Linked DNA regions of Homo sapiens: regions 1 and 3 are each linked to region 2. Evidence: chromatin loops called from intact Hi-C (ENCODE). Cell type or tissue: dorsolateral prefrontal cortex. All regions are shown on one strand. Region 1 overlaps ZCCHC7 (zinc finger CCHC-type containing 7). Region 2 holds the start of LOC105376035 (a long non-coding RNA gene). Region 3 overlaps MELK (maternal embryonic leucine zipper kinase).

The links. Peaks named below come from ENCODE experiments on the same cell type or tissue, not always from the same donor. Only the 100,000 strongest peaks of a DNase experiment are listed, where the experiment ranks them.
Region 1: a loop joins it to region 2, with 3 times the contacts of the local background. A loop is called at or near these places in 4 of 110 quality-filtered maps.
Region 3: a loop joins it to region 2, with 7 times the contacts of the local background. A loop is called at or near these places in 2 of 110 quality-filtered maps.

What each region holds. Positions count from the first base shown.
Region 1 is chr9:37,353,829-37,356,328 of GRCh38, reverse strand. ZCCHC7 (zinc finger CCHC-type containing 7) reads right to left here. Exons shown (of 9, transcript NM_032226.3): 8 at 1,505-1,619. Among named protein-coding and RNA genes, the nearest start is that of LINC01627, 40 kb to the left of the region's middle. In dorsolateral prefrontal cortex, no CTCF peak of the experiment used is centred here; no DNase peak of the experiment used is centred here.
Region 2 is chr9:37,403,702-37,406,201 of GRCh38, reverse strand. LOC124902154 (a long non-coding RNA gene) reads left to right here. Exons shown (of 4, transcript XR_007061481.1): 4 at 697-996. It overlaps LOC105376035 (a long non-coding RNA gene), which reads right to left and starts at 761. Exons shown (of 4, transcript XR_007061479.1): 1 at 1-761. In dorsolateral prefrontal cortex, no CTCF peak of the experiment used is centred here; no DNase peak of the experiment used is centred here.
Region 3 is chr9:36,624,455-36,626,954 of GRCh38, reverse strand. The region is part of intron 8 of MELK (maternal embryonic leucine zipper kinase); the gene reads right to left. Among named protein-coding and RNA genes, the nearest start is that of MELK, 53 kb to the right of the region's middle. In dorsolateral prefrontal cortex, no CTCF peak of the experiment used is centred here; a DNase peak (open chromatin) is centred at 1,514.

The sequences.
Region 1 (2,500 bases), 50 kb after region 2:
GTGAGTGCACGTGAGTGCGGGTATCTTAGAGGTTTTAGTGATAAAGCTGATGTTAATGTTTTGTCAGAGCTTGACACGCTTAATACGGATCTCTGATAGTGATTCTGATACGGGTAGGTGGGAGATGAGGTTACAGTGAGAGATGAAAACTAGCAGTCAATAGAATCTTTAAAGATTAAAAAAGTGGCCAATAAAAACTTTTAGCATAGACTTTTATTATAAAAATTTCAAAGGATCATAGTGAACACCTCAAAGTGGATTTATGCTACAGACGTCGATACAACTAGCTAAAAAAAAACCAAAATGGGTTTTCTCTAATTATAAGTTATAACTGCTCATTATAGAAAACCTGGAAAAAACAGAAAAGTACAAAGAACATAAAAAACAGAAAGCACATATAATCCTTTAATCTAGAGATGACATTTTCATGCAATTCTTTTTAATCTCTAATTTGGTTGCCTAATCATAATCTACAACTACTATAACTTCTCCACACAGCTGACCCTTGCACAATGAGTTTGAACTACGTGGGTCCACTTAAATGTGGATTTTTTCAACCAAATGAGGATTGAAAATACACCATTCCACAGATTAGAAACTTGTGTATACGAACGGCTACTTTTTCCTATAATCAGGTTCTGCAGAGTCAACTATGGGACATAAGTAAGTGCAGATTTTGGTAAATGAGGAGGCTCCTGGAACCAATATCCAGGGATAGCTGTAGATGACATACATTTTATATTAAATATGTAAAATATGCAGGAGCTGGGAGAGTAATAACTCTATTTTCCTCAGAATTAGTACCTTCATTTTGGAAAGGTCCTGAACTAAGAATCCAGAAGAGTAAAAGGCCAAAAGAGTCAGAAAATAAGGTATAGAACAAACTAAAAAAATACAGAACTGTTTTGTTTTTAAAGCAAGAAAGATAACTTGGAAAACCACCTTGAAGTGAATAACAAGAAAGAACAGAGGTAGAGAAAACTTAAATGATAAGATATTAATTTGGTGATAAAGAACAATGTTTGCAACAGTAAGTACAGAAACCACAGAGGTGGTTGTGAACTTGGAGCTCTGCTTGCAGCGGTGGCCTCTAACAAATGACTTCTTCAGGGAAGCTCCAGGAATAACTTAGCAGGAAAGCCTTTCTTTCCATAAAAAAATACTGGAGAAATACAAATGGAAAAAAAAATAATTACCTGTCAAACAGAAAAATCTCAAAGGAGCCTTTAAAAACTCTGCCTATATAGATGGACAGCAATATTTTCTGGACATTTCCTAAAATGATCACTGTAAAAAAATGTTTACTGTGAGGAGATTGCAACATGGGATTATTTCTGAAGTGGGTGCTTGGTTTCTGGAGATCAAGAAAGTTCCAGTCTCTTTGGTAATTACTAAAAATACTTTCTATGCTAACCAATGACCCCCAAAGCAGGCAAAGACAGTACAAACAAAGAAATTTAGAAACTACTGCAAATGTGATCTAACAAGAAGTCTAGCAACATACCTTTTATTTTTTGTTTTAGTCTCTTTTCTCTCTCCTGAATTTCATATTTGTCATCATAGTAGCAGATGAATGGAGATACTGGAGACGGGTCATACACTTCTCTTTCTGGACATTCCTATAAATTGTATGTAAAATTATGATGTCACATGGTCACACTGTTCAAAAACCTTTTTGCAAGATTCTGGAGCATGTTAATTAGAAATGAGCCCCATGTCACTGGTACCTCATGTGGTGGCTGTAGGATATGGTCCTTGCTGGGGTGTTGGGAGGGTCACCCAGCCCTAAACCCCACTGTGTTATGATATTCTTTCAAGCTTGAGTTTTCTTCCCTTACTTCTTTACCTATGAAACCCTTCGTATCTTTTTTCAGCCTTTTCTGCCTAACTCCTTTCACAGTCTGAGGTAGCAGCCTTGCCGCTCTGTTAGTGGGTTTATGTTATTCGGCCTCATGTTAGTATTACTCCTTTGCTTGTCCATCACTTCCAACAGCCTTCTATCAAGTTCTTTTCCATCTCTTCTTCCTATCCCCAAAATGTGGGTATAAGTTCTAAGCCCTTTGATCTTTTTTTCTAGAGACAAATGGTTTGCAAGCTTATTTTAACTCAACATTCACTGCTTATAGGGGTAGTGATTCTTAACGGTGGGGGGTAGGTTGGTGGTAGGTTATGCCTAGTTTAAAATTGTTCCTAGGTAATTGTGAGACACCCCAAAAGAAGTTTCTCTTCTTGCTTCCGCCACCCAAGTTGAAATCCCTACTCTTACTCATTTTCCCAGGACAGCTTCCTACTCTCATGACTCTGGCCTCTACCCAGCTAGTATTTCCCAAATCCATAGGCTTTGGCCTGAACCACTCACCACATAGCAGGCTTTTGTTTATCATGATCTGTGACACAGATCCATTCAGCATGTTTGAAATCTTTTCTTTTGGAACTTTCCCCTTTCTGCCTCTGCCATCTTGCCTAAAAGTTACTTTAAAATGTTGTTTCTTAGCTAAGT
Region 2 (2,500 bases):
TTTTTTTTTTTTTTGAGATGGAGTCTTGCTCTGTTGCCCAGGCTGGAATGTAGTTGTGCAATCTCAGCTCACTGCAAACTCCACCTCCCAGGTTCAACCAATTCTCCTGCCTCAGCCTCTTGAATAGCTGGGATTACAGGCGTCGTGCCACCAGGCCTGGTTAGTTTTTGTATTTTTAGTAGAGACAGAGGTTCACCATGTTGGCTGGGCTCGTCTCGAACTCCTGACCTCAGGTGATCCACCATCCCACCCCGCCGCGGCTTCCCAAAGTGTTGGGATTACAGGCATGAGCCACTTTGCCCAGCCGCATGAACTCTTTAGAACAGTATTCTGATCCTTTTGATTATCAGGTTGAAAAGCCATAGAAACAATTTATATGCTTTAACCAATTATTTCCTCTGGGATTTATCCCAGAGAAATAATTTTTTTAAAGCAAACCAAAAATATAAGTGTTGGGGTACAGAAAATGATTCCCCAAAATGTGGCACTTGGGCATGCTGAGTGCTTTTGAAAACTGAAAGGCCTCACAAATAAGCCTCAGCATCAAGGCCTCTCTAACCTTGTCTCGTTCTCTCCCTCTCACCCCTCAAGTCCTTGGAGGGACTCTCTGGAATTTCCTTATCTGACCTAGAAAGTGTCTTGCCAAAAGAAACACATTTGCCTTCTGTCCGTCTGATACCCCATTATCCACTGCAGAAAAGAAGCCGGAAGAAAAGAAGTCAGAAGTCCAACCACAGCTGGATGGACTTTTCCACAACATAATGTCTGCCTCTCAGACTCATTCCATTCACAAGTTGATTTCTGTCTCCCTGATCCATTCATTCTCCTTAATAATCATTTACTGCTCCTCAAAACAATGCTCTATGTTTCCCATCTCCTCGCTCCCCTGGGAAAAAGAGTACATAAGCTTCTGTACCCCATTGGGGGATTGGGGTAATCACACTGTAATTCTCTCCCATGAATGTTAATAAATGTGTATCCTTTTTCTCCTACTAATCTGCCTTTTGTCAGGTGATTTTCAGTGAACCTTCAGAAGGAAAAGGGGAAGTTTTCCCTTCACCCATATGCAGGCATGTAAAGATGTTCATTGCAGTGCTGTTTATAGCAGAGAAAATGGCAAACACAATCAAACAATAGGGGGATAGTTAAGAAAAAAATGCACAGTTGCAGTTAGACTGGTCTCTACCGGCAGGGAGGTTTTTTTTCACCCTTTTTGATTCTCACAGCAGCCCTATGATGTAGACAAAACCGGGTTCACATTTATTCTCCCCATTATTCATGGGGGTGGGGGCCAGGATGCAGACTGAGTTTTGAGAAATTCTGGGCAGAGCTTCCAACAGGGAATCAGATTCTGAACTGGGACAGCTCCCAGGTGTCCTAAAGCGGAATCCAGAGCTGACTCACAGCAGCGTGTGTCTGACAGGGGGATCCAGCGGCAAGTCCCTACTCTTGGATAAAGATGAAACCACCTTTGCGAAAATTATGACAGAGGCCGGGCACGGTGGCTCACACCTGTTATCCCAGCACTTTGGGAGGCCAAGGCAGGCGGATCACCTGAGGTCAGGAGTTTGAGACCAGCCTGGCCAATATGGTGAAACCCCGTCTCTACTAAAAATATGAACAAATTAGCTGGGCAGGTGCCTGTAATCCCAGCTACTTGGGAAGCTGAGGCAGGAGAATCGCTTGAACCTGGGAGGTGGAGGTTGCAGTGAGCCAAGATCGCACCACTGCACTCCAGCCTGGGCAACAAGAGCGAAGCTCCAACTCAAAAAAAAAAACAACAAAAAAATTATGACAGAGAAAGAGATCTGACCTAACCAACTCCATCTTGCCTTTAACCTCCAAGCTGCCCTGTTCATTCCTGGGCATAGGCTGAACTTAGTTTATAGTTTAACTTTGAAACAAAGATGCTAACAGCCCTTTCCCTAAACAAACCCCTTCCTGCCTGAGGACCAGACTGTCTTTGTAAGACTAACAGGTTAGCCATAAGATTTGAAATTATGGTTTAGGAGTCACGCAGCTGGCTACAAGATTCTGAACCTTCCCAGTTCCTCCTAGGGATAACATCGCGATTGTAAAACCTAAGATTGGCACTTGAGGTATTTCTCAGACCCTGCACTGCTGATGCACTCTGATGCACAAACTGGTGCCACCCAGGCCTGTAATCTGGCTCAACCAGTTCTGCGATCCTACCCAGGAACAGAAGACAGCAAGAATCCACTTCAGGCGGATGATTCACGCCTGTAATCCCAACACTTTGGGAGGCCGAGGTGGGCAGATCATTTGAGGTTAGGAGTTCGACACCAGCCTGGCCAACATGGTGAAACCTCATCTTTACTAAAAATACAAAAATTAGCCGGGCATGGTAGCGCATGTCTGTAATCCCAGCTACTTGGGAGGCTGAGGCAGGAGAATTGCTTGAACCCGGGAGGCAGAGGCTGCAGTGTGCCGAGAACGCGCCACCACACTCTAGCCTGGGTGACAGAGGGAGACTCTATCT
Region 3 (2,500 bases), 780 kb after region 2:
TGGAGTTTCACTCTTGTTGCCCAGGCTGGAATGCAATGAGTGATCTTGGCTCACTGCAGCCTCTGCCTCCCGGGTTCAAGCAATTCTCCTGCCTCAGCCTGCAGAGTAGCTGGGATTACGGGTGCCTGCCACCACCCCCAGCTAATTTTTTGTATTTTTAGTAGAGATAGGGTTTCACCATGTTGGTCAGGCTGATCTCGAACTACTGACCTCAGGTGATCCGCCCGCCTCAGCCTCCCAAAGTGCTGGGATTACAGCCGTGAGCCACCATGCCCGGCCTCTTGGGCTGCTATTTCTTGAGGCCCAATAACAAGATATAGATGAACTGGGGAGGAAGAGTTTTTATTTCTGTAACCAGCCACAGGGAAAAGGCCTGGAAATTATCACCAGACCAACTCAAAATTACAAAGTTCTCCAGAGCCTATACACCTTCTAAGCTATATGTCTACGTGTAAGTGTGCATTTATCTAAAAACGTAAGTGACTAACTTCTTTTAAGCTATAACTAAGGTCTGAGTCCCGAAGACCTTCTGGAGCCTCAGTAAGTTTACTTAATCTAAATGGGTCTAGGTGCTAGGGTGATTACCCTTATCTTGTATCCTGCTAAATCATAAAGGTTTGGGGAGTTCCTTTAGACTCCAAAGAAATTGTTTGTGCTTTCTTCAGACCCCCAAAAAATTTGTTTCATCCTAAAAGGGTCCTGAGAAGAATTCCTTCGTTATCTTGTCATGCTTCAAGGCCCTGGAAAAGCCTAGGCAAAACTCTTGGTGGGCTCTTTGTTACATTCCAGCCTTGGTATAAGGGCACTGGCTCAATCAGCTTTTAGTGTATAACCTAGCCACTCAGTCAGTGCTGGGACAGTTGTAATGGAGGCCTGCATTAGTGAGACCTGGCCTGCCACACTTGCACTTATATTTCTAACCTAGAACCCTTATTCAGTGCATTTTGTCTTTCATTCATTTTGGAGGCCCTCTGGAGTTTGTCATAGACCAATTCCTAATTATATCATAAACAATTCTGCGATGAATGTAACCCTTCATAATTTTTTCTTTTTTTTTTTGAGATGAAGTCTCACGGCACAATCTTCGCTCACTGCAACCTCTGCCTCCAGGGTTCAAGCCATTCTTCTGCCTCAGCCTACTGAGTAGCTGGGATTACAGACATGCACCACCATGACTGGCTAATTTTTGCATTTTTAGTAGAGACAGGGTCTCATCATGTTGGCCAGGCTGGTCTTGAACTCCTGGCCTCAGGTGATCCACCCGCCTCAGCCTCCCAAAGTGCTGGAATTACAGGCATGAGCCACCTAGCTGGCTCAAAGTTTGTTTTTGAACTACAGCAATGAAGCCTTGAATTTATTTCTCCCCTACCACGCTTCATCTACAGCCAACTGGACCCCAATCTGAAGGCTCACTGCTGCCTGGGCTCCATGCCTATCCCTGGGAAGGAGGGGTTTTAGATGCTCTAGCCAACTCTCTGGGACTCAGCAGTAGTGAGTCACAGTTGCTGCATGACTGGCCCTGACCTACTTGGCCCCACTCTCGTATCTGAGCTTTACTTTATTCCTGAGACCCAGGCTTTTCGTGATCCCAGTCCTGAGGACTTGCCTTGTTCTCTTTCTTGGCAAACTGCTTATTTGCCCGGTCTCAAATATTTCAGCTTGCTCTTGCCAGGGTCCCATAGAGAGTGGAGATCAGCTTGGAACAAAGAGCTTCCTATGTGCTGATCAAAAGGCCGTGAGCTGCCTGAGTCTCTGATCACAGCCTGCTCCTAGAGTGTCCTCTATCAGCTTCATTCCCTGTACTCTGGGTGGTCTTCCCTCTGCTGTTTGCAAAGCCGTTTGCTGCTTACTCTCTGGACACTATCTGTACTGGGTTGAACAGTATCCCTCCAACTGCACAAGAATGGATTTCTGTTGTTTTAACCCATCACTCTCCAGTATTTTGTTACAACAACCCTAGGAAACTCATACACTATCTATGAGGGTTTAGCTGCTTCACATCACCTCCCCCATACCAGCATCTGTCCACCTCAAGGACAAGTCTGATTCCAGGTTTCAGCCCTTTCTGGTCTGCTCCAACACACAAATAACAGGCCCATAACCAGATCTATCATAATAAAAAAGACATTATGCCTTTAAATTCTGAAACTATCATAATAGGAGACATTATGCCTTTCAATTCTGAAAAGTACTCTTAACTAAAAGTAGGAGTACTCCACAGAAACCAAATGTAAAAATAAATACTCAGACCAAAGTACTAAATAAAGAGAGCTCTACCATACTGATTCCAAATTCCTCTTTGCCTTTTTATCACCCCTTTTTATCAACCTATTTTGAATTCTTAAAGTATCTTTTAATAGATTCCCCTGTGCTTTGCTATAAGCTGGCACCATGGAAGCAATCCTATCCAGAAAGAAGCAGAGAAAACAAGTGAATGAGAAGTGTGGTGTTTGGCACATTGGAACAGGAATGGATTGGAGTCATATATTATATTTGAATC